Regions from separate parts of the Homo sapiens genome. Here regions 1 and 3 are each linked to region 2. A link is a loop called in an ENCODE intact Hi-C map of the cell type or tissue named here. Cell type or tissue: GM12878. All regions are shown on one strand. Each heading gives the region's core, and the rest is flanking DNA. Links, peaks and the distances in the headings are about the cores only. Region 1 has its middle 41 kb from the start of LINC00385. Region 2 holds the start of LINC00384 (long intergenic non-protein coding RNA 384). Region 3 overlaps KATNAL1 (katanin catalytic subunit A1 like 1).

Evidence for each region. Hi-C counts contacts between places; a loop is a spot of excess contacts. Peaks named below come from ENCODE experiments on the same cell type or tissue, not always from the same donor. Only the 100,000 strongest peaks of a DNase experiment are listed, where the experiment ranks them.
Region 1: a loop joins it to region 2, with 2.0 times the contacts of the local background. A loop is called at or near these places in 2 of 110 quality-filtered maps.
Region 3: a loop joins it to region 2, with 2.4 times the contacts of the local background. A loop is called at or near these places in 6 of 110 quality-filtered maps.

What each region holds. Positions count from the first base shown.
Region 1 is chr13:30,189,401-30,199,813 of GRCh38, forward strand. No RefSeq gene overlaps it. Among named protein-coding and RNA genes, the nearest start is that of LINC00385, 41 kb to the left of the region's middle. In GM12878, for the core only: no CTCF peak of the experiment used is centred there; DNase peaks (open chromatin) are centred at 3,101, 4,141 and 4,621; H3K27ac peaks cover 1,621 bases.
Region 2 is chr13:30,143,119-30,153,531 of GRCh38, forward strand. It overlaps LINC00384 (long intergenic non-protein coding RNA 384), which reads right to left and starts at 9,956. Exons shown (of 2, transcript NR_138041.1): 1 at 9,916-9,956; 2 at 8,768-9,031. RefSeq lists enhancers at 2,907-3,336, 10,141-10,413. In GM12878, for the core only: a CTCF peak has its summit at 4,451; a DNase peak (open chromatin) is centred at 3,043; H3K27ac peaks cover 2,423 bases.
Region 3 is chr13:30,237,366-30,247,778 of GRCh38, forward strand. It overlaps KATNAL1 (katanin catalytic subunit A1 like 1), which reads right to left. Exons shown (of 11, transcript NM_032116.5): 5 at 3,594-3,721; 6 at 3,095-3,200. LOC102723381 (a long non-coding RNA gene) reads left to right here. Exons shown (of 4, transcript XR_007063741.1): 3 at 3,889-3,957; 4 at 4,243-4,552. Among named protein-coding and RNA genes, the nearest start is that of KATNAL1, 65 kb to the right of the region's middle. In GM12878, for the core only: no CTCF peak of the experiment used is centred there; a DNase peak (open chromatin) is centred at 4,346.

The DNA.
Region 1 (10,413 bases), core at 1,619-9,618, 47 kb after region 2:
AAAGAATTAGCTCCTGGGAAACCGATTCTAGTATTATTAAGAAACTAACATGAAAAGTAAGTACCTCCATCTATTAAGGCAAGCAACAAAGCAGGCTTTCCTATGCAAGAGTTCTTTGCCAGGGATGTCGATTCAAATCACCCAGGAAGATCTTCAAAACTTCAGATGCCCCCAAACCTACCAGATCGATCTCAAGGAAAGGGGTTTAAGGGGTTTAAGCGTGTGTGTGTGTGTGTGTATATATATATATATATATTTTTTTTTTTTTTTGAGACGGAGTCTCGCTCTGTTGCCCAGGCTGGAGTGCAGTGCCACAATCTCGGCTCATTGCAAGCTCCGCCTCCCGGGTTCACGCCATTCTCCTGCCTCAGCCTCCCGAGTAGCTGGGACTACAGGCGCCGGCCACCACGCCTGGCTAAGTTTTTTGTATTTTTAGTAGAGACGGGGTTTCACCGTGTTAGCCAGGATGGTCTCAATCTCCTGACCTCATGATCCACCCGCCTCAGCCTCCCAAAGTGCTGGGATTACAGGCGTGAGCTACGGCGCCCGGCCATTTTTTTAAGACGGAGTTTCACTGTGTTGCCCAGGCTGGAGTGCAGTGGCACAATCTTGGCTCACTGCAACCTCTGCCTCCTGGGTTCAAGTGATTCTCCTGCCTCAGCCTCCCGAGTAGCTGGGACTACAGGAGCGTGCCACCATACCCGGCTAATTTTTTGTATTTTTTTTTTTAGTAGAGACAGGGTTTCACCCTGTTAGCCAGGATGGTCTCGATTTCCTGACCTTGCGATCTGCCCACCTTGGCCTCCCAAAGTGCTGGGATTAGAGGCGTGAGCCACCGCTTCCGGCCAAGCATGTGTATTTTTTAAAGCTCCCCAAGTTGTTCTAATAATCCCCCTGGTTGAAAACCATTATGTGTATAGATTTTGTACATAGAGATAGTTAGAAATTGCAGCCAGAGAGAGAAAAGATTGGGGAAGTCAAAATGACTTATGTACGTAGGATACATAAAATGCTAGAATCTCAAAATGCATAATAAAGTTTAATCAGATTGCTTTCCTAACACCCATCACTTAGGGAAAATGTGAGCAAGTTTTCCTTCTGAAACTGACCACTCAGGTTGTGTTTTATTTCTCTCCCAGAAAGGGGTAAGATATCAGGAACAATTGAGCATTTTATTTTCCAATTGGGAAAGTAGCAATTCTTCTCTAACATTTTATTTTCCCAAGCTGATGTTATGAAGAAAGTACTGCAGTGAAGTCCTGTTGTGTGATCTGGAGCCAATCACCTCACTAGGCCTCAGTTCCCCTACTAGAGAAGCCAGAGCAGGCCAGGGGTGGTGGCTCACGCCTGTAATCCCAACACTTTGGGAGGCTGAGGCCGGCAGATCACGTGATGTCAGGAGTTTGAGACCAGCCTGGCCAACGTGGTGAAACCCTGCCTCTACTAAAAATACAAAAATGAACCGGGTGTGGTGGTGGGTGCCTGTAATTTCAGCTACTCGAGAGGTTGAGGCAGGAGAATTGCTTGAACCTGGGAGGCGGAGGTTGCAGTGAGCAGAGATTACACTATTGCGCTCCAGCCTGGGCAACAGAGCCAGACTCTGTCTCAAAAAAAAAAAAAAAAAAAAAAAAGGAAAAGAAAAAAGAAAAGCCAGAGCACTAGATAAGATCTCTAAATGTCCACCCAACCCTAAAGCTTTCCGACTTTCCAATTCTGAAACTCCCAAATAAGAAAAAATGTAAATGAAAAACAGGAATTCAAACTGAATAGCCCAGTCAACCAGAGTGGTGGGCAATTGGCTGGCTGTGAGGTGCACAGGAGCCGGATGCCCCAGAGTAGAGCGTGTTATTGTTCTCAACCACACAGTCTCCCTCCCTGGTAGAGGATGGCACATCACCCACTGCCATGGGAAGCCTTGCAAAGAGAGTAACATTTCCTGGTTCTAATGACAGGAAGTTTGGCTGTATGACTTGTTTTGGCCAATGGAACCCGAGCAGAAGTGACATATGGCACATCGAAGAGAAGTCTTAGAGCCCCTGAATGTTGCTGAGCCCTCTTGCTCTTTTTCCTATGCCACCAGAATAGAGATTACTGAAGACATCCTGGTTCTCAAAATGAGATGATGCGCAGAGCAAAATCACAGCCATAGCAGAACTGCAGGTGACATATGTATGTGAACAAGAAATACCTTTTTCATTCAAACCACTGGGATCTTGGGGTTATTTGATTAGCTCAGTCTTACTTAGAGGAAGCTGGCTGACTCATCACCCTTCACTGGGCATATGTGATACAAAGAATGACAGGGATGGCTTGACCGACACACACCCTCAGAATGAGAGCTCCTGGCAGCAGAAGCCTTGCCATTTCAAAAGAACCATGGACACCAATGATACACAACTATCCAAATATGTAGTGCCAGCTGCTTCCCACAGGAATTTGGGGCTGGCATGACACAGTTGTCATGGCCATGCCCCTCATTCACCATATCTCCAGTTAGAATTCAATCGGCCAAAGGAGGACTCTGGACTCATCATCTGGAAAACCCAGGCCACTCCTTAATTACTGAATCCTCTAAGTTGCAGACTTTGGTCCTATCCCTGGAGCCAAGTCATGTGACCTTGAATCTCAATTCGGAGAGGTCATCGCCATGGGCCAGACTGTGTTCATATTTCTTGTGGTTGCTGCTCTGAATCAAAACACAAGTCATTTAAAAATTTCTCCCAGAACAAATGAACTCTCTAGCTCAGTCTGAGAAACACTGGAGTCAATAATCTGTAATAGAGGAATCTGAAAGCATTACCTAATCTGGACATAATTTTCCTCACCATTTCACAGGTGGGTACCATATCTACCGGCAACACACATCAACCTGATGCAGCAAATTAGGGCAGGAAAAAGAGATGAATTTTCCAAGTGAAATGCCAGGACAATTTAGGTAAGACGAACATGGTTAGTCTTACCTAAACCTGCCCCTGTTTATCAGTCTTTGTCCAGAGAGCAATGTGCCTGTGACTTTAAGAGAAAAAATCCCAGAGAACTAATTAGATTTACAGTCTGTGAACACAGTCAAAATAAAAAGCTCAAATCTATTTTTTTCTCATACAGCCTGAGGGCAATAGCCAAAAGAAATTACTATTAAGTGTGAGTAATGCAAAACACATTGTGCGAATTTCAATCTGAGATGTGTGAATCTAATATACAACTGCAAATTAGGAAGCACCTTTTGAGTTTCAAAATAGGCTCAGTTCACAAGTGGAACAAATTCTACCTCATAGACAACTTCAAGATGGGCTAAGACCAGATGTGGGCCTGGAAAAATGGAGGGAAATGTAGCACTGAAAAGATATTGTGACCGGCAGCTGTATCATCATCCACGGCAGGTAAATATTAAAGCACTGAGAGGAATGCTTTTGCCAAGTCAGCATGGCTGCAGGACCTGCTGCTGTGGGGCAGCCACCTTCCCTCTTGAGAAAGCAAGCAAAGCAGTTTTATCAGGGACTCAGTAAACAGAAATCAGCCGGGTGCAGTGGCTCACGCCTGCAACCCCAGCACTTTGGGAGGCCAAGGCATGCAGATCACCCGAGGTCAGGAGTTTGAGACCAGCCTGGCCAACGTGGTGAAACCCCATCTCTACAAAAATTAGCCGTGTGTGATGGTGGGTGCCTGTAATCCTAGCTACTCGGGAGGCTGAGGCGGGAGAATCGCTCAAAACAGGGAGGCAGAGGTTGCAGTGAGCTGAGATCGCACCATCGCACTCCAGCCTGGGCAACAGAGTGAGACTCCATCTCAAAACAAAATAAAACAAAACAAAACAAAGCAAAGCAAAAAACAGAAATCAATATAAGGCACCTTCAAGCTACAAAATATGAAAGAAAATTGAATTTTGTATGCATCTTGATCATGTCCACAGACTAGACAATGACTTTGCTCCAGATTACTGCTTAGGAGCTGATTTTGAATCCCAGCTCTGTTGTCATCATGCAGTGAATTCAGTTTTTCCTATCAGTGCTCTTCGGAACTGCTTTGCATACAGGGTCCTAGTGAAGAAAGGAGGTTTTTTTTTTTTTTTTTTTTTTTTGTATGCTAAGGTTCTCATTTCCCATCGGGGATTTGAGCACCTACAACTTGCAAAACCCTGTGGAGGAGGCAACAATGAGAGCGCTCCTCGTCCTCACAGAGCTCTCCATCAACAGCTGTCAAAGAAATCATGCTAAGGGGCAAACGCAACTATACAGTAAATCATCCGGAAGGTGGGGACCATCACCCACCCCTGGGTTAATATTCCCTCCTTAGCCACCTGGCAAACACCTCTGCTTGCTTCAGCACGTGGCTGACCTCACCTCCTCCAGACCATTTCTCAGGTGCATGCTGTTATAACCACACACAGTATCCTATGACTGCTTCATGGCTTTCTCTACCAGGACATGAGTTCCTTGAGGACAGGAGTTGTGTCTCAAATTTGTTGGCATTCAGTAAGTTGGACTGATATATAGGTGTAAATAATAGGCCTATAGAAATACTTGTATGAGATTCAAATTAGAATAGACAAAAATAAGTCCTCGTGAGAGTCTCCAGACTCCCTCCCTGTGTAATCTCCCATGGGCTGCACAGAAACTTTCGTTATGAAAGACCTTGGGAAAGTCCCCGTTATGGAACCTGAGACCCTCGGACATTATATAATGCTTTTTCTTGTGAAAAGCAAATGAGACTAACAAATCATGACTCTAGTCTGCAATTCTTAAGCAAAGTAAACAAAATCTGTGTGATTTTCTCTAGAAGGTATGTTTCATAGCTGCAACAGGAAAGACAATGTGTAATGTTTGTAAATCCCCTATTTGAAGTGCCTCTTTATTGAGAAATTATGCTTTGCTTCTATTGAAAATAGAGACTTTTGATGATTAGTGTGCTAAATGAGGCAAGAGTTCTAATTCAGTGCTACCAGCAACTTCCATTTTTTGGTTCGGGTATTAAAATAGGTGAGAACAGAACCTCTTCTCCTCCTTCCTCTCCCACCTTTGCTGGAAAAGGTGCCAAATAGCTCTCACAAGCCCTCAGCAAAATGCCTCCATGCGCATATGTCTACCACGGCCACTAGGTAAGCCATGCCAATCATGGGGCTCAGAGCCTCCTGGATGATTGATGAACTCCACTTCGGAAAAAGTCTGAAGGCAGTGTGGGTATTGCCTAGATACAGCTCAGACTGTATTTCTCAGGGAATAAAAGGGAAGGGGAATATTTTTGTCCACTACTAGTATCCTAAGACTTCTGTAACACTGCGATAAAAGTATCAGAGTATATAGTCTAGTTCAGGGAAGAGAAGGGCCCCTAATTTTGGCAGACCCCAAAACAGCCATTCACTCTTTGAGTCAAAAATGGCTCACTGAAAGTCAGACTGACCTGTTCACAACGACTGGCAAGCTTAGGAGTATTACCCTCACTGCATCCACTTTTTTCAGAGGGAGCGACAAAGAGCCAGGGTACACACGTGGACCCGCATTACTTGCAGTGGGGAAAAAAACTCCACAAAAATAAAAAGAGCTAACCTGTGATACGCTGGTAAACTAACTCTTCCAGGGGGATAGGGGATAGGTAAAGCCCTGATGTGTAGTGTTTGCCAATTTCCATGTGTGAATCCTCTCACCGCGGCTACAGTTTCAGCTATCAACGGTGGAAAGGCTTGCGACATTCCTTAACATTCCACAGTTGGCTTTGGGACAGCCTGGTATGTACCAGCCCTCGCACATCACTGCAGCTAACATTAAGGGTTTGTATGGTGCCGTGATAAGCACTTTAAATTCAGTATCTCATTTAATCTTCCCAATGGTCCTACAAAGGAAGGTCCTGTTATCATCTCCATTTTGAGGTGAGATAACACAGCCACAGAGAGGATAAGTAACTTGCCCAAAGTCCCACAGCTTAGAAGTGGTACAGCTGAGGCTAGAATTGTTTTCTGACTGCAGACTTGAAGTTCTCACAATACCCAAATACATCTCATGATCCAAAAGAGGCCTGTTTTAAATAGCCAATAAGTATCTAGCCAAATAGCAGGAACAGTGCCTTGGCCACAGGAGGCACAGTCCAAATAAGACCAACTATTTGTGGCTTCTGTCAACCTTCTTCACCCACTCACAGCAGAACACATAAGGATTCCTTTCCCTTGAAAACTCGATCCTCTCCTTCCTTGATTCTTCCTTCCAGTCTGACTCTCAAACCTTAACACTTTCCTGTTAGTGACTAAGAGTCTCTGTTCCTCTCTTGGTCCTCCCTTGAACGATTCCAATACCATGTACTATAACTGAAGAGCCCTATTCCTTTTCCAGGAACAAAGAGAGGTCACCAAGCAGCTGTGTTGCCCTAGGGAGCTGGCAGCTATCTAAATGTCCTATACTAGCACAAGAAGCACAGTGAGCTGGTCCTTCCCCAGGGGATGTTTTTAACATCAGATGGAGAAACTGTTTTTGACACTGGCACAGGGATCACTGCTGACTTTTTAAAAAGGAATGAACAGTGACATATTCATATCATATCTAGAAGTCAGGAATAATTTTAAGACTGAGGAGAAATAAAAACTCAACAGAAATTAAGCGTGTCTTAAATCTTTCAAGAACTATCATGTCTAGACTGATCAAAATCAAGAAAACCACCACTGGGATAGTTAGAATCCCCAGGCATTTGAGGGTTAGGGAGGAAGGCAGAGAGAGGGCAGATGCCCAGGGCCTGACCCTGAGAACCTGATTGGCCAGGTTCAAACGATAAAGAGACTCACAATGGCCTGTCAGGAATAGCATGAAGGATGAGCCCCCAGGTGGCCAGGAAACCAGGCATGGCTGCTGCTGCTCACCAGGCCACTCATCAAATGCGTCACTGAGTAATCCGCACAGAGGAAGCTGGGAGAGGGCCAGGGCTGCAGCCAGTGGCACCCTGCAGTCCAGGAGGAGGTCTGAAATTGCAAGCTGTCCACCATTAACAAGTAATGAAATCAATTTCCTGGGGCAGGTCCAGGAATTTTACAAAATGAAACCAATTAGAAAATGTCAGAATGTATCATATATAATAAAGGCAAAGCTATTGTTTTATTAAATTTTTGCTGTATGCACAGAAACAGGCTCATATACATATTTAGGTTAAATGAAATGCTTACTTCCTCTACTCTACAACTTTATTCTTTTTTTAAAAAAGGGATGAGAAAATAATTACTATATGAAAGAAATCCATGTTACATAAAGAAAAGTGATGTTGGGAAATGTTTTTCCATTGTTACATGATTTTGTTGTCAAAAACACTGAGCCTCTTTTTTAAGAACTCTAATATGTGCAACTTAAAATAATTGTCCTGTTTGTTTTAAAATCTTCCAAATGAAGAGGTGCAATAGGTTCTGAACATTCAACATAAAATGCAACCTTTCAATTAATTTGCAAGAACTGACATCAAGAAAGACGCAAATAGCCAAATAAACACTTCTGCTTAGTGGGCATGATTTTAAAATGAAGCTCATTACTTCAGATTGCAGCCAATAATCTGTTTCTTCCACTTGGATCTACACACCTTTGTGAAGTTACACTTTTAGCTGTAACAGTCATTAAAACTAAGCATTGAAATAAAAATGAAATCATTGTCCCTAAATTGTTATCCTAAGATTTAAAAAAAAATAAAGTATATTTAATGTCATGGCTCTCAATGAAAATATTACTCCTATTTTTTGGAAGGATTTTGTAGCAGTAAGATTACTTTTCAGTGTCTTCACATTATAGTCTTCCATATTTCTACATTTCATGGATTTTTATAAATTATATACAAGCACTACTATAATTTACAAGTATCCTTAAACTACCAACATAGTAACAGTGTGTAACTCACACACACTTTATTGTTAACAAAGCCTGAAGAGCACTGTCCTAGGTGAGAGTGACAGTGACAGTGGTCAACACAATCCTGCCCTATGGGTCAAATGAAATGGGGTCAAGAGCTATGATTGACTCTTACTTAGGCCAAGGGCTTCTGGGAGACAGAAGGGCAGACACTGATTTGATGTCTACAAATATTGCTTTAAAAATTTTTTATAATTTTATATTTCTTTTACAAAGTAAATAATTATCATATGAAAAAATACAAAGTAAAAGGTAAAAGTCTCCCTTAATGCAAGAGGTTTTGCATTTTGATTTAAATAAAGACAATTTTAAGTGCTGGTTTTAAAAAGGAATTACCATGAAAGTTTTTTCCTAAAATACTAAGAATTCATCTATGGCGCGAACTAATGAAATATGTAAGAAATTAGTTTATATTTTGAAAAGTACACAAAAGATGTTTTTATTGTCTAATAATCCCATACTAAACAACTCAGGGAAAAAGTTTCCACTAAAAATAGGAACTGATTATTTCTTGTGATGAACAAATATGTATTTTACACAATTCCCTAATGAGAACCAAGGAAAATGGTGCCTTTCTTTTAACACGAATATTTCTGAATGCGGTTTCTAGCTGCCTTGAACAAACTCCCTTCTTTTGTTGCTACGTTTCTGCAAATCTCTTCCAGATCCACTGCGGTTTATGACATTCTATCCAATTAGTTGTCAACATAGTTCCTTTTACCTTCACTGTGATGACTTTACTTTTGCTAAGAAGATTTCATGCAATCAACCTGTTCAATTAAGGCTATACAAAAAGCTATTCTCAAAAACCTACTGCTAGGCAACAGAAACGTGTTGAACTAAATCTCAGGCGAAAAATATTTCTAAATAGAGATGAGAACAATTGTAGTCACTTCAGAATAATTAATACAAAATACAAAATAAATTTTGTTAAAATTTGTAAGCACAGGTAAACACACACAAACCTTAAATGAGTATTTTCACATGTATGTATATGTGTGACTATGTACTGTATACATATTTGGCATACATGGTAGATCCCCAATAACTAGCTGACTTAGTTTAATATGTTTGCTCAGCCGCCCACCTCTGTCACCTTTGCTATGAATTTGAGAACACAGTATGGAATGTCAGTGTTCTGCGTTTTCAAGAGAGCACAGTTATTGCAAACCCTTTGCAGTTAGTTGCTTTGAAGAGCAACAAATGAGGTGAATTCTTATGGTAAAGGCAGAATAGTTTATTATCCTAAATTCACAACTAGGTTAGATTTTGAAATATGGGCTTTGTATTGCAAACCAAACTAAAACATTTCATCCACATTTATTTATCTTTGGGGAAAAAAGTTTTGATTGGAAAAAGGCTTTTAAGGGCTAACAGAATTCATGAGAAGAGTTCCTCAGGCTTCTTAGAAAGCTAATTCTTCTTAAGAAACAACTTTGATAAGTGTAAATGAATCAGAAACATATGGATTAAATTTCCCCTTAAACAAACACTTTAAAAAGGATTTAAAAATTAAAGGAAATATGTTTAGTAAAGTATATTTGAGAAATGTTACAAAACATATTTCAAAATGTTTGGAAAATAGCTTGAGGTATTTTACAAAACCCAAATGAAGTTCAATTCATCCACATCTAATTACGTAATAATTACTAACACTATAGTTTAGGATTTTTGTTATGGAATACAGTGGTCATACCATGGTTATTTGTTTAAAAAATTATTTAAGATGTAGTAATTGACAGACGTTTTGAATATTCAGACGAGATTAGGTGTGTTCAGATGGTGTGGCCATGGTATTTTGAACATTCAGAATTAACTTTGTTCTGGTGCTTCAAAGTTGAACAATGAGCCCCATCCATGACTTGGTGAAGCCCCTATGACAACTATGCGTCCAGCTAAGGACTCTGAAGCTGTCATCCAGTCAGCAGAGGACTGCTGGAGATCCCAGGAATAAAAGTAACTGTTAGAGCTCAATGTCACCTAAGTTGGTGGCCCAAATATGATTCATGGGAATTCTTAAAATGATTAGTTCATTTCATTAAGCATTGCCCTTAAAAACAATAGGTATATATTTGCACTGTGATAGAGCAAACGGCAGCCATTAGTCTCAAATGCATTTAAATCCCAAAAGAGCCCTCTTTTCTTGCCTTATTAACATAAATTCTGAAACAGAACCTATCACAGTAGTCTACCTAAAAATCTGACAAAAAAGCATTAAGAGAAAGGGAAGGTTAAAAATTGATTCATAACCTCAGAAAAATGGGTGAATGCAACATTTTAAAAACTGAGTGCTTTTTGTGTGTTTTTAACATTGTTGAGAGTAAGCTTAGAATATGGCAAGGGAATGGGTTCTGGAACCAAACTGACCTAGGTTCCTATCCTTCTTCACTTCTTAGGAGCCGTTCAACTAGAGCAAGTCACTCTATAAGCCTCAGTTTTCTCTTCTGAAGAAAAAGAATAAGAATAAATATATCTTTTAGGGCTAATGTATGAATTTAGTAAATAAAAATATCTAGCACAAACATTATGTTAGTTCCAATCCTAT
Region 2 (10,413 bases), core at 1,384-9,383:
GTCCTCCACAGGGGGGTGTCCACATGTGGCCTGGCAGACCAGCTTGTACACAGACCCAGCAAGGCTTCTCAAGGGGCCTGCATTCCCCAAGCCACGTCCCTGAGATTGGGTGTCCCTCCTGCCCCGGCTCCATCTGATGTTTTGCAGGGCCTGGAATGGCCTCCCTGGCTTACTTCTCAGGGTCTCTAAGGATGTGTGAGGTGCCCTCAGGAGCACCCCAAGCTGCCCACTGGGACTCCTCCCACTCCTGTGCTCCTGCTGTTGCTGGTGTTCCTGAGGCTGTGAGCTCCTGGCAAGCAGTGGCTGCTGTCCTGAGGCTACTCCAAGGGAGTGTCAGGGGCACTGGGGCCCTCCTTGGATCTGGGAAGGGCACCCCATTTTCACCGGAAGCTTGGGCCCCGCTGATGCATCAAAGTCTTCAGATCCTGAGCCAATGCCAGAAGCACCTGACACCCCTCCCCTTTCTTCTGCCTGGTTTGCTTATCTAGACCTCCACCATCACCCCCAGCCACCTGACCCCAGACTCAATCTTAGGGTGTGTGAACTGTGGGAAAGGCAGGGACAGAGAAGAAATGTGGCCAGGGAACTGATGGCCACAGACACTCTTCCTATGGGGTGCAGGGTGGGGAGAGACCGCGTTCTTCCTTTAAGGGAAGCAATTGCCCAGAAGGAACTTCAGACCCTTTGGGCAGCTCTCCTGACAGCTAAATCCTAAGCCGAGCGCTGGTTCATTTTCAGCTGAGACAAAGTATTAGGAAACTTTGGCTTCAACTATGAGTCACTGAAAAAATCAAAACAAAATAGCAGTGGCTTAAACAAGATGGAAGTCTTTGTCTCTCTAATATTCCCTCAAAGGCTGGAGTTGGTCAGTACATCCCAGGCAGTTATGGAGACTGCAGAGCCAGGGACCCAGGCTGCTTCCATCCAGCAGATCTTCTGTGTCTTCTGTTCCTGAGGTCTCCTAGGGTATCTACACCCTATTCCTGCAAGTAGGAAAGAGAAAGGAAATAAAAGGGCACAGCCCCTCTTCTTAAACTTCCACTTCCTGGAAGTTGTAGCCACCACTTCTGCTTACATTCCATTGGCCACAATTCTGTCACATGGCCATGCCTAGCTGAAAGGGAGTCTGGACAATGTAGTCTTTAATACAGGCAGACTGTCTTGTGCCCAGCAAAAAACTGAGGTAAGTTCTAAAAGGAGGGGAGAATGCATAGAAGTCTGTGCCACAGACCTCCACCACCCCCCGTGCCATATACATGTGTATTAGTGTCCCAGACAAGGTGCAAGACCCTAAGTGGATATCCACTTTGGAGTCCCTAATTACCGGGGTGGACCCCTCCCAGTCTATTTTGATGAAGACCTTATCACCTCCACACCCATCTGCAGAACCAGACAGTGTCTCAAAAAGTGCAGGCTGGAGCTGCTTGTTAAAAATGCAGGCTCCCACACTCACTGGATTCACATCTCTGGGGGCAAGCCCTGAGAATCTGAAATTCATGCACACTTTCTAGGTCATTCTTATACACGCAGAAATTTCATGTCCACTATTTAGTCTATTTCAGAGAAATTAGGGGAAGAACACTTCTACACTGCTAGACCTAAGGATAGTAGAACTAACAGTAATTGCTGAGTTGGAAGGAGAAGGTGTTCAGGAGATTGTTGGTTGTGACATCTGGGAGTGCCACTCACAAGTTGTCTAGCACAGCATTGGGGAACTGGTCCAAGATTTTCAAGACAAGATCTGCTGTCTTCTGGTAATCAAATAAAAATCAGTGGTCATTGGAAGAGAAAGTAGCCTTCTCCACTGCAGCAGGGAAGGGAAGTGAGGAGACCACCATGAGTGAAGAGCTGACCACCCCCAAGAAAGCCAGAGAGCTGCTGGTGCCCTCTGAGAAAAGGAAGAAGAGGAAGAAGAAAAGAAGGTGAAATGAAGGTCGAGCACCAAGCTCTTCGCCAGACTGAGGTTTAGGAAGCAAAGACTCACCATCCATGTAAGTTGATTCCCAGCGGGGACAGAACTACCATTTGGGGAAGGAGACATTTCTAGAAGCCATAATGCAGGAATGTCACCAGGGACACTAGACGTCCTGAAACGTGAGGGACCACCCACACAATGAAGAGTTTTCTCGAGTCCTTGGGATATTGATGTTTACAATCATCTAAGCTTAGAAACAAACTGCATTTTACATAAAAACACGAAGCATTTTTGAACTGTTTAAATATAAACTGAAATTTTCAGAAGTGCAACTACCAAGTTTATTTCAGAACCCTCCCAAGAGCTGTTCACAATTTCAGAAATACATGTCAACAGCGGCTCCGCTCATGGCATCCGACTTGTGATTGGAAAAGTTCAGTCTGCATTTGTGGTCCCATTCATAGTGACTTTACACGTATGTCCAAGCTTCTGAGCTCCTTGTTAGGTTGTCTGGTTAGACATGCCTGAGCCTTTATATTTTTTTAAGTGGAATGTATTATTATCAATTCCTTTCCTTATAGTTTCTATTTATATTAATGTTAGAGTAATATAAGGATTTTTTAAAAATCTATTTCAGGAAAATAAAGGAAAGTTACAAATGACAAAAAGTATTTGTCATTACGGGGGCCGTGGGGGGTCTGGGGAGAACCTCTGCCCAGATGTGGCCCGAGGTTTTCCTTGGTATGAATGAGGCTGCTCATGACCCCTAGAGACTCTGTTGCAGCCACAGCTGATCTGGTTTACGAAGGCTTGTGCCCACCCAGCTGGCTGCCTTCAGTTTACTCTGGAGTTGTTGGCATGGACCCAGCTCTCAAAACATCCCCCCGATCAGCATCCATTGTGCAATTTATCTCAATGTGGCTATAGACTCAAGCGAGAACAGGTAGATCGCAGGGAACAAGCTTGGTCTATGCAGCAGCAGAAGGATATGGATTTGAGCGGCCCCCTGGCAGAGGCTGTTTCCGACTCAGGCCTCCAGTTGTCCCCTAGGCCTCTCTCAAGAGGATTCTCGTCAATTTGACACAGTCATTTTGTTACCAGGGACATTCCGACACACTCGCTTTACTCTTGTTTTGACCCGAGGACATTTTGATATGAACAGAAACCATCAAGCTTTCAACTGTGTTTATCACCAAGTAAGGAATGAAACAGACACTCACCCACACCTGGGCCTCACTGTGTCTCATATCATGCTGAACCCCTACCCTCTGGGAACTGGAATGCTTTAAGGCTCAGGAAAGGCTGCTGTACCAATTTATTTGCAGTAGAAGTCTGTTTTTAGGCTGGGCATGGTGGCTCATGCCTGCAACCCCAACACTTTGGGAGGCCAAGACAGGAAGATCACTTGAGCCTAGGAGTTCAAGAGCTGCTTTGCAACACAGCAAGACCCCGTGTCTAAAAAAAAAAAAAAAAAAAAAAAAAAAAAAAAAAAAAAAAAAAGCTGGGCATGGTGGCACAAGCCTGTAGTCCCACTGTCCCACTTACTCAGGAGGCTGAGATGGAGGGATCACTTGAGCCCGGAAGGTTGAGGTTGCAGTGAGCTATGATCATGCCACTGCACTCCAGCCTGGGTAACAGAGCAAGACCTTGTCTCAAAAAAAAATTTGTTTTTACAGTTGGTATAGGTCTTTCTATATAGAAGAGACACTCAAAATGATCTCACCAAAGTTTCCAGAATCTCTCATTTCACCCCAACACCAGAGGAGAGGAAACAGGGCTAAGAAATGAAAGACCCCAGAAAGAAGTGTCCACTTGGCTGATGCCAGCTGAGCAGGAAATACACGGAAGGCTCGGCAGGGTGACAGGCAGATGGGCTGCTCTTACCACCTGCCCCTGCCTCACGGTGGAGAAGGTCAAGGAGCTAGATGCGACCCTCTAGCTCAGTGGTTCTCAACCCGGGCCTCACATTGGCATCACCTAGGAAGCTTTAGAAAAGTACAGATACCTGAGTCCCACCCCAGAAATTCTGCTGTCATCAGTCTGGGGCGTAGCTGAACATGGGTCTTTTTAAAATCCCCCCTACATGATTTCAGTGTGCAGCCCCCATCAGGAGCCTCTGCTAGAGCTGCCATCACAGCCTCTCCAGCACGCCTTTATTCTGGCATTTTCTATTTCTTCTTACTCCAGGGAGAAGGCTTTGGTGATTAATTCCCAAGCAAAACCGTTCATTACTCCTTAATAAGATGAATTTCTATCACCAACAATAAGTCAGCCTGTCTCTGCCTCCCTTCTGCTCTTGAGAAATCTCTGTGTGTCACCCTCTTTCTTCTCTTCAAACTCGTTTATACAGCCATCCTGGCCATCATAAGGTTGTTGTTTTGTTTTGGGTTACTTTTAGGGGGTGGCATGGGGAGGGGGTCATTGGGGAGGCGGCTAATGGCCAATACATCAAATTTAACCCAAGCAGATGTTGCAGAACTGGGAGGTTTGAGGCACTTGAGGAAGTCTTTCTAGGGCCTGGCTCTGAGCAGGACTCCCCTAGAGGGCCCTGGGGAGCCTTGGGCTGGCACTTGTGTTTGCAAAGTCCAAGGAAGAAACCACCTCTCATGCCTTTCCCTTAGGGGTTGTGTGACATCCATCCAGCTGTAAGTCAAAGTTACTTCCCCTTTGTTTTATGTTCCATCTTGATTTTAAACTATTATTACATCTGTTAGAGAGTACACTGTGCCTCCCAAAATGGATATGTTGAAGTCCTAATCCCCGCTACCTCTGAGTGTGACCTTATCTGGAAATAGGGTCATTGCAGATATGACGAGTTAAATTAAAATATGGTCATACTGGAGTAGGGTGGGCTTTTAGTCCAGGGCAACTCATGTCCTGATAAAAAGATGGCCTTGTGAAAACACACACATGAAAATGCCTTGTGAAGATGGGGGGTTGGAGTTGCCCAGCTGTGAGCCAAGAAACCCCAGAGATTGCCAGACACTCCAGCAGCCAAGAGAGGGGCAGCAAACAGATTCTCCCCCAGAGCCCTCAAGAGAGCACAGCCCTGCAAACCCCTTGATTTGGTACTTTCAGCCCCAGAACTGTGAGATAATAAATTTCTGTTGTTTTAAGCCACCCAGTTATAGTTTGGGTACTTTGTTACAGGAAATACAACACCCAGTTATAACGCCCACTTTTGTTTGTTTAAAAAAGGCAGGAAATTGTGGTAGTTGAGAGCACAAGCTTTAGAGATCAGCAGAGCTGGGCTGCACTCCCTCCTTGGCACTGACTGGCTCTGTGGCCTGGGTAAATAACTTGACACTTCTGAGCCTCAGTTTTTTCACCTGTGGAATGGGGCTAATAGAACCCTACATAGTAGAGCTGCTATGAGACTTGACATAGATGACATCTGAGAATGACTCACCCAGGGCCTGGTACTCATAGCCTGAAAAGCATGGGGCAAAGATGGGGCTTTGGGCAGGGGATTAGGAACATTAAGTCCACCTATGCGGAGGCACTTGGCTTAGGCCCAGGCCCCAGGTGGCGGGTGTCCATCTGGATAGTGGAAGGCAGAGGTCGGGCCAACTTCCTGCCTTCCTGAGATGCTGTCAGGGTGGAGGAGATGACGTGTGGAAGTCCTTGGAGTGAGCTGCCACGTTAGCACCAAATCACCAGCACGATCATTCCTTCCATTTGTCACTGACGATTTTATAGTCGCAACAAGACAGTTTTCAGTGTGAGGCGGGCCTCAGTTCACACCCCAGGCATCTGGCTGTCATGCAGCCACAGCAAACCTATTCGCTTGGGTCTTACTGCTTAATTATTGCAACTGGCATGGCTTCGGGTACCTTGAGAGCCCTTGGACATATACCATACGTTCTGGGCAGGAAGCTCTCCTGGCGTGAGGATGCTGCTTGTCACTCCAGCAGCTCCCCTCTGTTAAGTGGTGGATCTTCTCCAAATGCGCAGCCCCAAATGCACAGGAAGCCAAAGCTTGGCACTCAGAGCTGCCAGTGCCTTGCTCACGCAGGACCACTTGTCAGCCAGGCCGTCCAGCATTTGTCACCAGTGGTGATTCTCAGCCTGGCAATGGGAAGAGGCAGGCGGATGGTGAGCCAGGGAGCCAGTCTCATGTTTCACATTCTGGGAAGCCAGATTTGTACAAAATAGATCGAATCCAACAGTCCTTCATCCCCCAGGTCCAAGTGAAGAGCTACGTCCTGTGCCCATGCAGGTTGGCTCTTGGTATAGAGCCAAGGAGAGCTTGACTCCTTCCATCAACCAACCTATATTTATTGAGCATCTACTATGTGCCAGGGGCTGTGCTCAGCCCTGGTGATGCAGAAATGGGGAAGACTAGGGGAACCTCAGGAAGCACTGCATGCTCAGGCAGGGACAGCAAGATCAGGATCTGGGATGACGAGTCAGCCACCGAGGAGGTCAGGCAGGGATGAGTGTCCCTGAGCCTCATATGCCTGAGAAGAAGCCTCTGACAGAGCATCCTGCAGCAGGGCATGGGAGGGGGCCACTCCAGTCTATTAATGATACTCAGTTCACCAAGTTTTTACCAAGCCTCTACTATGGGCTGGGCATAGTAGAGGCTTGGTAAAAACTTGGGTTTCATTGATAAATGTTTAAAAGATCTCAGCCCTCACTGAACTTATATAAAGACCTCAGAGAATCCAAAATCTGCAAACTGAATACATTCTAATCCCTCTTGATCTGAGAATATTCCAGGGAAACTGGGGCTCTACGAAACCCAGCTTCTGCCTCACAGATTGGCCATGAGGCAAAGGACTTGGGCTGCCAGTGGCTTAGGACATCTTAGCTGCCAGCTTCCCTTCTCTGCCAGCAGCACGGGGGTTGGTCAGAGGTAAAACGAATGGGGGTCAAGTGTCAGTCATGGTACCCTGGAGTATTTCCAAATGCCTGATGCCAGGAAGTCTTGGCCCCAATTATTTTCTAAGGGACTAGGACAATATCTTGACTTCTCCAATTCCCAGTGTGGCACAAAGGGTCAATACAATACACCCTCTCTTTCATAGAGCCTGGTCACCTAAGCTGGAGTCCATAGACCATCCCAGAACTTTCTGCTGAAGGGCTGCCATCCAGCACAGACCACATAGGCCTATTGCATGGGAGAATCCAGCTTGTGCCTGTAGCCTCCTGGAGAGATTGGAGGGGCTGCTGAGTGGCCAGACACTGAGAGAACCTACAGGATTTTCACTGGAAAGATGAACTAGCAGTGGCTGGGCTGGAGGCACAGGGAGATGGGGACAGCACCCAGCAGGCAGGGCCCTGCTGGTCTGTCTGGGTTTGCATTTCACATCCCCGTGCTGAGGTATTTGGAGAGGAGGCACTTTCTGAAGGAAGAGGAGTAAGGCCTTTATCTTCAGGTGTGACCAGAGAAATATTCCTCCCCCAGGAGAAGAAAGGGAAAGCAAAAGGCAAATGAAATTTCAGAAGTGAATCAGGAATGAAAGACCAAGAATCTAGCTCAAGATATGTCAACTTGGATATTTGGGGCCAAATAATGAATTCTTTATTGGAGAAGGCTGTCCTGTGTACTGTAGAAAGTTTAGCATCATCTCTGGTCTCTGCCCGCCAGATGCCAATAGCACCCCCAACCCTCACCAAGGTTTGCAGCCAAAAATGTCTCCAGATGTTGCCAAATGTCCCCCAGGGCCAAAATCAACCCTGGCTGATCTAGCGGTTTCCCTGGGCAATCTTCCCCAGTATCTGCTTGACCAACTTTTAGCATGGCTGCTTTGTCTCAGCCCAGGATTTTCTAGGTTTTAACATGAAAACTCCCATAGCCCCTCAGTCCTGGGCAAGCAGGGACAGTCAGTCACTCTACCAACCCCTTCGCCCTCTGTATGAGCCCCTTGATCAATGCCCAGCCTGTCCTGCCTCACCAGCACACGCAGCCGCTTTCATTCGGCTCGCCTTCCTGTCCTCCACAGCACTCTCCCCTGAGCAGCCTGTCGAATTTAGATGACTGTTGACTGCCCTCTCTCTCCATTTAAACTCCCTCAAGGTGGGACCACTGTCTGCTTTCTTCGCCGATCTGCGCCGCCTGCCCAGAAAAGTGCCTGGCACAAGGCAGATTTGTAACAAATGTTGTGTGAAGGACCAGGACTCCAGAAACATTATGGGCTTCTGTGACCTTTACGACTTCTCCACTGTTGCTTATTTTCATTTTCCCAGCATGTTCTCTGGCAGTGACCAAGAAAACTCTTCCCACAGACAGGGCCTGTGGGTGTGTCTTTGGGGACAGCTGAGACCCTGTGTCTCTTTGCTGCCAGTCAGGGAGCAGTGGAGGAAAGAGACCCAAGGAGTCAGCAGCCTGGAATCTGGAGAAAGGAGGCAGGGTCTGATATGAGGAAGGGGGCCTGGGGCCTTCAATGAGAGGCCACTAGCTACGATGATGTTGCCAGAGCCCACCCTCAGCACCATGGGACAGGTGCGTATCTCAGGCTCTGGCAGTGTCTGTGGCATATAACATCAACAAATATTTCCTAGGCTGAGCATTTACAAGAAAACACAAGACCTGTTGTGGTTAAGAGCTTGGGCTTTGGGGTCAGGCAGCATTGACTTCAAATGCAGGCACTGCCAGTTTATAGCTGCCTGACCTTGAGCAAACTCCTTCCCCTCTCTACGTCCTCGCACCCTCATCTGTCAGATGGAAATAAGACTGATACTCACCTCATAGGCATTACCGCCTTACTGTTGTGAGGATTAAATCAGATTACAAATGCAAATCCCTTAGCCTGGTGTACGGCACAAAATGAACACTGTGTATGTGGGGGAGAGAAACTAGAGATACTGTATTTTTTGTCAAATACTACATAACAAATCATCCTAAAATTTAGTGGCTTAAAAGCAGCAATAATAATTTATTTACATCTCTTACAGTTTCTGTGGACCAGAAATTCAGGAGTGGCTGGGCTGGGGGCTGTGGCTCAGGGTCTCTCATGAAGTTGCAGTCAGATGTCAGCCAGGGCTGTGATCTCATCTGAAGTCTTGATCAGGACTGAGGATCCTCTCCCAGCCTCACCTGTGTGGCTGACAAGCTGATGCTGGCCTTTAGCAGGAAGCCTCCATGCTCTCAATATCAGCTTCTGCACAGGGCTATTTGAGAATTCACAGAATATTTTGGCTGACTTCCCTCTGAACAAGTGATCCACAAAACAAGGTGGAAGCCTCAATGCCTTTCCTGCCCAGCCTTGGAAGTCACATATCATCAGCTCTGCCACATCAGCTGGCCTCACAGACCAACCCTGATGCAGCGTGGGAAGAGACCATATGAGGTGCAAAAATCAAGGGTCATTGGGGGGTACCTTGGAGGTTGTCTATCACCTGAAATTTGATCTTGAAATGGGGACTTGCTGCACTCAGACCCTAACAACCACGTTGCATTTCTGCCTCCCTCTGCTCATCCGTAAAATGAAGCGCATTGCTGAGCACAGTTTTACTAGTTCATTCAAGCATCTGTTTCCCAAGTTAGTCTGCAAGCTGCTTAAAGATAAGGACTACAGCTTCTTTATATCTCTATCTGTATCCTCACAACATCATCTCTATCCTCTCAATGCCTTGGTGCATGCTCAACGGATGAATGGAAAGACTGGATGCTCTTCAGCAGGGACCTACAGTTTCTACTTCATCCCTGAGTTCTAATGAGCCAAAGCCCAGGCAGCTCCAGAAGCTCCAGTGTTTGACACGCAACCCCACACAGGCGGAGGTTCTAGAGCTGTATGGGTATGGATGCAGCTCCAGAAGTCTGCAGCCTTCCAGGAGGGGGGCGTGAAGACAGAACTGTACCTCCCAATCCCTCCTGACCTGACTCACATCAGCCACCAAGCTTGGGTGGACAAGGTATTCCTCGGTATTAGGTTTAATCCCAGACATTAAGATTTGGGGTGATTTTTCTTTTAGGCTTTTCTATGTATTTCAGATTTACCACAATGAATGTGTGTTTGTTTAGTGCAGAGAGAAAAATAAGGAAAAATAGAAACCTCAGTAAGCTGTTGTAATTTTTACACTGGCTTGCTCAAGCAGAGTTCCAGATCCGGCTCTTCTGTAGGATACATTCACTGAGGGGTCACCTCCCCTGGGTTTCCTCACTGTTTGTTCAGGAAGACAATGACTAATCTGTAAAATGGGAAAGTTAACCTTTACTTTCTTCTCATTTTACACAGAATTGTTTGCAATAATTAGTGAGACATTGATGGACAGATGGTTGAGATCTGGGGAGAAGACACTGGAAGGCCAGATGGCCAGTGACGAAGGAGGAGAGAATGGGATTGTTATCAGGATAACACTGACCACCCCTAAAATTGCACTGTGCCTCCACTGCCCGAATAATTACACCCATTCTCCTTAATGGATTCTGCCGGAGGGGACCTGCCTTTGAAGGCTCACATTTAATTGTTATTATCATTATTACTATAATTAGTATAATGTAATGGATTCTGGACTTCATGCATTGCCTCTATATAACAGCAAAGTTCCTA
Region 3 (10,413 bases), core at 1,080-9,079, 94 kb after region 2:
GTCTGAGAAGTGCTAAGATAGGCTGGATGATAAATGGATAGATGAACAGAGTCTCAATGTAAGAGTGATTCAAGCATATGTTTATATACTTCAGCACTGAAAATACAGTAGTCTATTTCTTGGGCATCTCCTTATTTTCTAAGTACAATTTTAAATGTTGCCTTTATAAAAATCATATAATCTGATCTTAAAACTTGTAAAGAAGGACCTCAATATTATTCTGTTAGAGAAAAGTTCATCCCAGAGATAACGTATTTTTGAAAAGGCACTTAATATGTTCATCTTTTACCTCTCTCACAAGCTTCAGCCCTGTATTTCTAACTTGGTGCATTTCCACATTAATATTATACCAAAATTTAAAACTCAAAAATAATTCCTTATCTCTTTCCCCAGAAGCACCCCCTGCTCCTACTGAACTTTCAACATCAAGAACAATAAACCAGTGTCTTTCTCCCTTCCTGAGCTCCACATTTATGTTATCATCACTATTTTGCCATAGGCAAAAGCCAATTATCTTTGCCCCTGCCTTCTTGACACATATATTACATCCAAAAGGTTACCAACTTCCTTCATTAAATATCACTAGCATCTGTCCTTCCATTCCTAATTCATAATCACCATCCCAATTCAGGCTCTTTGAATTTTAAGCCTAAACTACTGCCAATCACTTCTGAACGTGCTCTTTGCCTCCCGTCTTTCTGTGCTCATTGCAACCAGGTTGTTTTTCCCAACTCACTAATTTAACTATGCTACCTACCTGCTCAAAGAGGTCTCCCAAACACCTACAGAAAAAGAATCGAACTCCTGGGAAATACAATCTGGCCTCAACCTACCTTCCCATTTGAATCTTCCACTAATTTATATTTTCAACATTTACATAGTTCTAAGGCCTCATTAATTCATTTTAACCTCACTATATCCTATGAGATAACCATTATTATTCCCATTTTATAGATAAGGAAACTGAGTCATGGAGATGTTTCATAACTTGCTCAAGATCACAGAATAAGTGGAAAGGGCTTGAATTCACATGTACCCAGTCTGGATCCAGGATCTGTACCCCTTACCAATATTCTATGCTGCCTTCCTTACAAAACTTCAATGCATCTATTTCCCAAAAACACTTACACTTTCTCACTATATTCCACTGCCCACATCATTCATCCCCCTCTAAGTTCCTACATCTCCAAAATGTCTCCTCCAACATAGCGAAATCCTCACAACCCTACAAATTGTAGCTTGAATCCCACGTCCTCAAGCATAAAGCCTTCTTTAATCATGTCATTTTTGTGCTTTGCTGAGCTTTCCAAGCACATGTGGACTGTACCACCCATTAGGCTCTGCTAGTGCCTAACACTGAAAGCTATATGTAACTGCCCAACTCTCCATTTAGGATGTCTCATAGCTCAGGGACTATGTCTTGAAAAACAAGGAACCCTGTTTATAACAGGGCTAAATAAGTGCTTGACGGATAAAGGAATGGTATCACACAATGCAGGAGAAAGTGTGCCGCAGAAAGGCACATATAAACCTAAGAAGCTGACACACATTGAATTTTAAATTTTCTAAAGGTCTATTATGGTTGTCACAACCTATTTGGACTTCAATTTTCTAGTATGCCAAATAGTGGGGATTTGAGATGATCTCAAAGACTCATTCCAGTTCTGAAATTCTGGAATTTACATTTTGAGACCAATTTTAGAAGCTTGAAAAATTTCTGAGGTCTCCTTATTTTCATGTATTCTTTAAAATACATTTATCAGGCCTGAAACAGTGGTTTATGCTTGTAATCCCAGCACTTCGGGAGACCAAGGTGGGAGGTTCACTTGAGGCCAGGAGTTCAAGACCAACCTGGCCAACATGGCAAAACCCAGCCTCTACCAAAAATACAAAAATTAGCTGGGCATGGTGGCACGCATCTGTAATTGCAGCTACTCAGGAGGCTGAGGCACAAGAATTGCTTGAACCCAGGAGGCAGAGGTTGCAGTGAGCCAAGATCATGCCACTGCACACCAGCCTGGGCAACAGAGTGAGACTCAGTCTCAAAAAATAAATAAAATACATTTATTGTCCCATTTCAGTAAATAATCTATTCTCACAAATCCCTAAAAAATTCAGACATAACCTTTTAAAAAAACGTAATAGTTCTATTCAAGAATTTTATTCTACTGTTGCAGAAAAAAATTATTTGGTCAGGAAAAAGATTCTTTAGAAATATATCTTTATTTTCTTAATCCAGTTTGCCAATAAATACTACAAAAGCACAGCAAGGACAAAATAAATTGATAAAGTCAGATATTTTGTAATGATACAGAAGTGATTTTTTTTTTTTTTTTTTTGAGATGGAGTCTCACTCTGTTGCCAGGCTGGAGTGCAGTTGCGCGATCTTGGCTCATTGCAAACTCCAACTCGCGGGTTCAAGCAATTCTCCTGCCTCAGCCTCCCGAGTAGCTGGGATTACAGGCATGCACCACCACGCCCAGCTAATTTTTGTATTTTTCGTAAAGATGAGGTTTCACCATGTTGGGCAGGATGGTCTCGATCTCCTGGCCTCGTGATCCACCCTCCTCAGCCTCCCAAAGTGCTGGGATTACAGGTGTAAGCCACGGTACCCAGCCAAGAAGTAGTTTTTTAAAACACAGCTAAAGACCTCTTTTTAGAAAAAACATTTGTTTTCAAGTCAGTGACAAGTAAAACAAAATAATTAACCATCAGTGAGAAATATTCCAACTTTTGAAAACTGTTTGATCACACCTTTCTTCTATAAGACCATATATTATTTCTGCTTAATCTGCTTAACTTTTTATTTATAGAACCATACATCCAGAAAATTCTTAAAACTAATCTCTAGCTCAGCATCCCTGAGTGAAGTGACCTAAAGACTATATAGTTTCAACACTCCAAGCCCATCTCTCCTGCTATGCAGATGTAACACATCACAACTACAAATTCAAATCCAGGTGTTTTGGGTGTACATAAACTTCTCCCAACCTTTTCAAAATGGGTTAAATACATCAAAAACTACAGCAATGCTGCCTTTCATTCCAGTGCCAAGTAGCATTCTTATATCAAAACCAATTTAATAAATTCTCACCTTCCATGGCCTTCTAATCCCTTTGAAAAAGTCAGGCATCCACATTGGAAGAACAACAGCTTCCCTTAGCAACTTCTTAGCTTCTTCCAGATCTGCTATGTCATCCCTTTGAAAGAACAGCAAACTTTCATAATGTTTACTCAGGGATCTTTGATTTATGGTCAAAACTAATTCTTTTAATTTTTTTTTACTTATGAAATTATTCTCATAGTAAGAACATTATTCTAATTCTTACTGCATAAAAAGATCAGTGAAAACATTAGTTATTAATGAGGACATGTCATTGAATTAACAACTTGTCAGTTACACATCAACTTCAAATTAACATGTAAAATGTCCTTGGTTACATTCGACAGAACTGTCTCGTCAATTCTATACTTTCATATTATAGATGTGGTCATAATCAGATTAATGAATAACAAGAGAAAACTCACACACCAAGACAACCTATAATTTGTGTTCTCCTCTACTTTAATTCAATAATTTGAAAGACTCTAACCAATGAATGCTAGGATTCCTGGATACAATGTCTCTTTCAAGGGCTTCCACCAGATCCTTATCATAACCAGCACCATCAAATTTTGGCATTTCACCATCACTTGCACCATCTTGCATATTCTTCCTTCCCTGGGGATAGGTATAAAAAAAAAGTACTAGTCAGTAATGGATAATTTAGTTAACATCATTACGCTTTGAAAACATTATAATGCCATCACTTTCTAAATAATTTTTATTATTTTAAGGTAGTATTTTCTGATTACTCAAATGCCATTCTCCTCTATTTAATTCATCAGAAATACATGAACTGGTCAACTTTATTAAAAACTTCAAATCTACATTCTTGCAGGAACAGTTGCATGCAGGTAAGACTAAACTGATCCTTGCTAGATCCCAAAAGACTGGGAAAGCCTACCTTTGAACTGGTAGACGCAGAGGATTTCCACCACTACTAGAAAACATTTTGAATATTAATGTGGAAGGATCTTTTTAAATAGTATTAAGACCATTAAAGCAATATGCTTTACCCCAAATTCTTCATTTAATAATATAGTTGTTTTAAAAGAAATTTTATGCTATGGTTTCTATGGGGTTCTGCCAAGATTCACACAGCTTTGACGAGCTTTAAATGAAATTCACTTATTTGCCAGAGACAGTCCAACTATGGAAATACTTCAGCAAGCACAGCCAAGTGCCTCCCCAGAGCTTTAGCCCCAGTTACTGCCTAGAGTAAAAACAAAACAAGAAAATGGTCAAAATGAGTCAATCTCCTAAACTTCAACCGGAAAAGAGACAAGAGAACAAGACAAACTTCTCCAATCCCACTTCTGAGATAGTCAAAAGGCTCAATCATAAGTGCTGGAGGAAACTAAATGGCTCCCTTGGACAGATGCTCTGGTTCCTTCAAGCCACTAGGTAAGTGACCAAACAGTATTCTGGTACTTCACCCAAAAAAATAAATTATTTCTGGGCAGTATGGCGGTAGCATTAAATTTATTAGTAAATTTTCCCGAAGATTCTTGCATTCCAGATGACAGATATCAATACTGACAATATTAAAAGGAGTAAATTTTTGGCACCTACACAAGAAACATAACATCAACAAACTTAAGCTTAGGCTAGAGTCAAATTTTATAGTACAGATAGGCCAAGGCTACCAAGTCATATTCAAACAAATCACTAGGAACATTCTGTAATCATTTAAAAACTATTCTAGAAACGTATCAACGAAAGAATACAACAGAAACTGACATATCTGGAGCTTGAGCCTTCATATGGCACTGTAATTTACACTTATCAAGTTAAAATTAAAATTTCATTTTAATATGAATGTCCAAGTGGCTGGAAAGAACTTAATAAACACTACCTCAGGAGAAAGAAAAAGCTGCATGCCTATCTGAAAGTAATAGGAGTATCATAGGATTTTAAAAACAGTAAATATTTGGGCATCTTCTACGTGCAATACATGCTATTGTGCATTAGGTTTTAGAGCAGTGAATGAAAATACATTATCTGCCCTCATCAAGCATCTAGTCTAGTGGGGGAAACGAGTAACAAGTAAATAAAGCAAAAACACACATAAACTGTGAAGTGCTGTGAAAAAACCTGAGTAGCCAGTATAATAAAATGTATTGCGCAGAAGAAAGAGGTTGAAGATATGGGCAGAGGTGAGTTTGGATTTCTTCTGGCTCCTATAGAGGACGGGGTAGAGGAGGAGAATCAAAGAACTAAAAGCCTCTCACTACACTGAAGAAGAAGTGTGTGTATAGGCCAGTTAAATGACCTGCCCGAGAACCCAAAGTTTCTCAGTGGTACACATGAGACTTGAATACCGATCGAGGACTACAAAAAAGATTCTGGAAACGTTTTCAAATCAAAATGGTGAGGTTATAAAAAACAGACATAGGAAAACTAAAATTAATTTGGTTATGCCAGGAAATCAGTAAAATGGGTGACAGTTATTCTTCATAAAAAATACTTAAATTAGAATACAGACATCAAATATAAACAGCTAGATTAAATGCAATACCTAAAGGAAACTATTAGTTAAAGGAAATAAAGCTAACCTCTCCAAGATATTACTAAGTGTACATAAATACTACTAACTGCAATGTCACTGAAATGATCTTAGAATTCTTTCCTTAGATTTTCATATGAGTTGACTAAGGTCAACATTAGCAAGAATTTGATTTTTAGCATGAAGGTTGATATACTTTTTTTCTCATGAAAGCAAAATATTTTAGCTTCTTTTTACTAACATCAAAATTTCCCATATCAAGAAAGCTTTGTTACTCATCTTTCATTAGTGTTGGATAATCTTCTATTTGAGGAAAATTAGGCTCAAAGTGACTAACCAAATATTACAGAGCCAATTAATGATATAGTTTGCCCTAAAATGCAAATGTTTCTTACATTTTACTATGCAACCTCTCACACTGGCAGATTAAGTAAAACATGATCAGTTACTAGCTCTGGGTCTTGCATTTTAAGAGAAATACTGATAAATTACACCCAGGGAAGAATAATCAAGATGATAAAGGGTTCAAAACCCATGTCATATGGAGGAAGACCAAGGAAACTAGAGACATTTAAGCTGAAGAAGTAAATTCTAATGGGGCAATACAACCAACAGGCCTACTAGGTATTAAGCCAAAAAAAAAAAAAAAAAAAAAAAAAGCAAGGGCCAGTAACAAAAGAGATAGATTTCAGATCAGCAAAAGAAAGAATTTTCTAACAATAGATTCTGTCCAACAGACGAATCAACTCATTAGGTAGTAAGCTACCACGCATCGGAAATTACTGGCCAATTAGTAATAAAAATCACTGGGTCATAGTCACACGGATGTCTAAGCTTAATTATAGCTGATCTTTTTCCTGTAAAGCCACTGCCTCTCACTTGCCTAATTTATTCATCTGTTGCCTGATTTCAATGGCCCAAGGAAAGTGCAAAATTTCTTGGAAATCTCATTATTTTTCTTTTTTTTAAATTATACTTTAAGTTCTAGGATACATGTGCAGAACGTGCAGGTTTGTTCCATAGGTATACACGTGCCATGGTCATTTGCTGCACCCATCAACCCATCATCTACATTAGGTATTTCTCCTCATGTTATCCTTCCCCTAGTCCCCCACCCCCCAACAGGCCCCAGTGTGTGATGTTCCCCTCCCTGTATCCATGTCTTCTCATTGTTCAACTCCCACTTATGAGTGAGAATATGTAGTGTTTGGTTTTCTGTTCCTGTGTTAGTTTGCTGAGAATGATGGTTTCCAGCTTCATCCATGTCCCTGCAAAGGACATGAACTCATCCTTTTTTATGGCTGCATAGTATTCCATGGTATATGTGCCACATTTTCTTCATCCAGTCTACCACTGATGGGCATTTGGGTTGGTTCCAAGTCTTTGCTATTGTGAATAGTGCTGCAATAAACATACGTGTACATGTGTCTTTATAGAATGATTTATAATCCTTTGGGTATATACCCTGTAATGGGATTGCTGGATCAAAGGGTATTTCTGGTTCTAGATCCTTGAGGAATCGCCACACTGTCTTCCACAATGGTTGAACTAGTTTACAGTCCCACCAACAGTGTAAAAGCGTTCCTATTTCTCCATATCCTTTCCAGCAAACCCTTCAAAAAATCAATGAATCAAGGAGCTGGTTTTTTGAAAAGATTAGCAAAACAGATAGACTGCTAGCCAGACTAATAAAGAAAAGACAGAAGAATCAAATAGACATAATAAAAAATGATAAAACGGATATCACCACTGATTCCACAGAAATACAAACTACCATCAGAGAATACTATAAACACCTCTACGCAAATAAACCAGAAAATCTAGAAGAAATGGATAAATTCCTGGACACATACACCCTCCCAAGACTAAACCAGGAAGAAGTCAAATCCCTGACTAGACCAATAACAAGTTCTGAAATTGAGACAGTAATTAATAGCCTACCAACCAAAAAAAAGCCCAGGACCAGACGGATTCACAGCCAAATTCTACCAGAGGTAAAAAGAGGAGCTGGTATAATTCCTTCTGAAACTATTCCAAACAATTAAAAAAAAAAAAGGGACTCTTCCCTAGCTCATTTTATGAGGCCAGCCTCTTCCTGATACCAAAACCTGGCAGAGTCACAACAAAAAAAGATAATTGCAGGCCAATATTCCCGATGAACATCAAAGCAAAAATTCTCAATAAAATACTGGCAAACCGAATCCAGCAGCACATCAAAAAGCTTATCCACCACGATCAAGTTGGCTTCACCCCTGGGATGCAGGGCTAGTTCAACATACGCAAATCAAAAATGTAATCCATCACATAAACAGAATCAATGACAAAAACCACGTGATAATCTCAATACATGCAGAAAAGGCCTTCGATAAAATTCAACACCCCTTCATGCTAAAAACTCCCAATATACTAGGTATCGATGGAACATATCTCAAAATAATAAGAGCTATTCATGACAAACCCACAGCCAATATCACACTGAATGGGCAAAAGCTGGAAGCATTCCCTTTGAATACTGGCACAAGACAAGGATGCCCTCTCTCACCACTCCTATTCAACACAGTATTGGAAGTTCTGGCCAGGGCAATCAGGAAAGAGAAAGAAATAAAGGGGATTCAAATAGGAAGAGAGAAAGTCAAATTGTCTCTGTTTGCAGATGACATGACTATATATTTAGAAAACCCTATCGTCTCAGCCCAAAATCTCCTTAAGCTGATAAGCAACTTCAGCAAAGTCTCAGGATACAAAAATCAACGTGCAAAAATCACAAGCATTCCTATACAACAATAATAGAGAGCCAAATCATGAGTGAACTTCCATTCACAACTGCTACAAAGAGAATAAAATACCTAGGAATACAACTTACAAGGGATGTGTAGGACCTCTTCAAGGAGAACTACGAGCCACTACTCAAGGATACAAGAGAGGACGCAAACTAATGGAAAAACATTCCATGCTCATGGATAGAAGAATCAATATCGTGAAAATGGCCATACTGCCCAACGTAATTTACAGATTCAATGCTATCCCCATTAGCTACCATTGACTTTCTTCACAGAATTAGAAAAAAACTACTTTAAATTTCATATGGAACCAAAAAGAGCCCATATAGCCAAGACAATCCTAAGCAAAAAGAACAAAGCTGGAGGCATCATGCTACCTTGACTTCAAACTATACTACAAGGCTACAGTAACCAAAACAGCATGGTGGTACCAAAACAGATATATAGACCAATGGAACAGAACAGAGGCCTCAGAAATAATGCCACACATCTACAACCATCTGATCTTTGACAAACCTGACAAAAACAAGCAATGGGGAAAGGATTCCCTATTTAATAGACGGTGTTGGGAAAATTGGCTAGCCATATGCAGAAAACTGAAACTGGACCCCTTCCTTACACCTTATACCAAAATTAACTCAAGATGGATTTAAGACTTAAACTAACACCTAAAACCATAAAAACCCTAGAAGAAAACCTAGGCAATACCATTCAGGACATAGGCATGGGTAAAGACTTCATGACTAAAACACCAAAGCAATGGCAACAAAAGCCGAAATTGACAAATGGGATCTAATTAAACTAAAGAGCTTCTGCACAGCAAAAGAAACTATCATCAGAGCAAACAGGCAACCTACAGAATGGGAGACAATTTTTGCAATCTATCCATCTGACAAAGGGCTAATAATATCCACAATCCACAAGGAACTTAAATTTACAAGAAAAAAACACAAATAACCCCATCAAAAAGTGGGCAAAGGATATGAACAGACACTTCTCAAAAGAAGATATTTATGTGGCCAACAAACATGAAAAAAGTTCATCATCACTGGTCATTAGAGAAATGCAAATCAAAACCACAATGAGATACCATCTCACACAATTAGAATGGCAATTATTTCTTTTTTTAAAAAGTGATTTTGAATTCTATTTCATATCTGTGTTAGTTCCCCACTTTCATGTTACAATGATAACTAAAACTCATATACTGCCTACACAATGTGCCACGTATTGTTCTAAGCACTGGATATATATTAACTCTCTTATTAATCCTAAAAGTCCTATGAGGTAGGTACTCTTATTATTTCCATCTCATAGATGAGAAAACCAAGGCACAGAAAAGGTAAGTAAATTGCCCAAGGACACGCAGCTAGATCCTAGGGAATACAGCTCCAGAATCAGTGCTTTCAACCACTTTGTACCCTAGCATACTGCTGCACACCCCTGGGCTACTCTTACCCCAGTGTGAGAAACAACAAAGGAAAAAGTTAGACAAGGTTTCTAAATTGCATCCCACTCTTAAGACTTTATTTTACAAAGTAAAATAAGTTAATAAATGCAAACAGTGCTTACTAATTTCAGTATCATGCCCTGCATTTGAGTGTTAATACATTTAAATTGAAATTATGAATCCATATCATTCTGCACACCTATCAATACGTATGTTCTTTCAACAATATTTGCCAGTACTATGTGCCAAGCACTATTCTAAGCACTGAGGATATCGCAGTGAACCAAACAGAAACCCCTGCCCTCATGAGGCATATACTCAAGTTAGGAGGCACAATATATTAATAAGTAAAATATATAGTAAAACAGAGACAGAACAGCAAGTTCAAATTTGCCACAGTCAGCATATACTTCACAAATCTGAGGAACAACACAGAAACCAACAGAAAGAAATGAGAGGAGGGGAGAAAGAAGATGAGGTCAAAGAAGAAATGGATGCCAGACTATGCAGAGCCTTGTAGACCATTATAAGGACTTGGCATTTAATCTAAGATAAGAAGCCACTGAAAGTTATG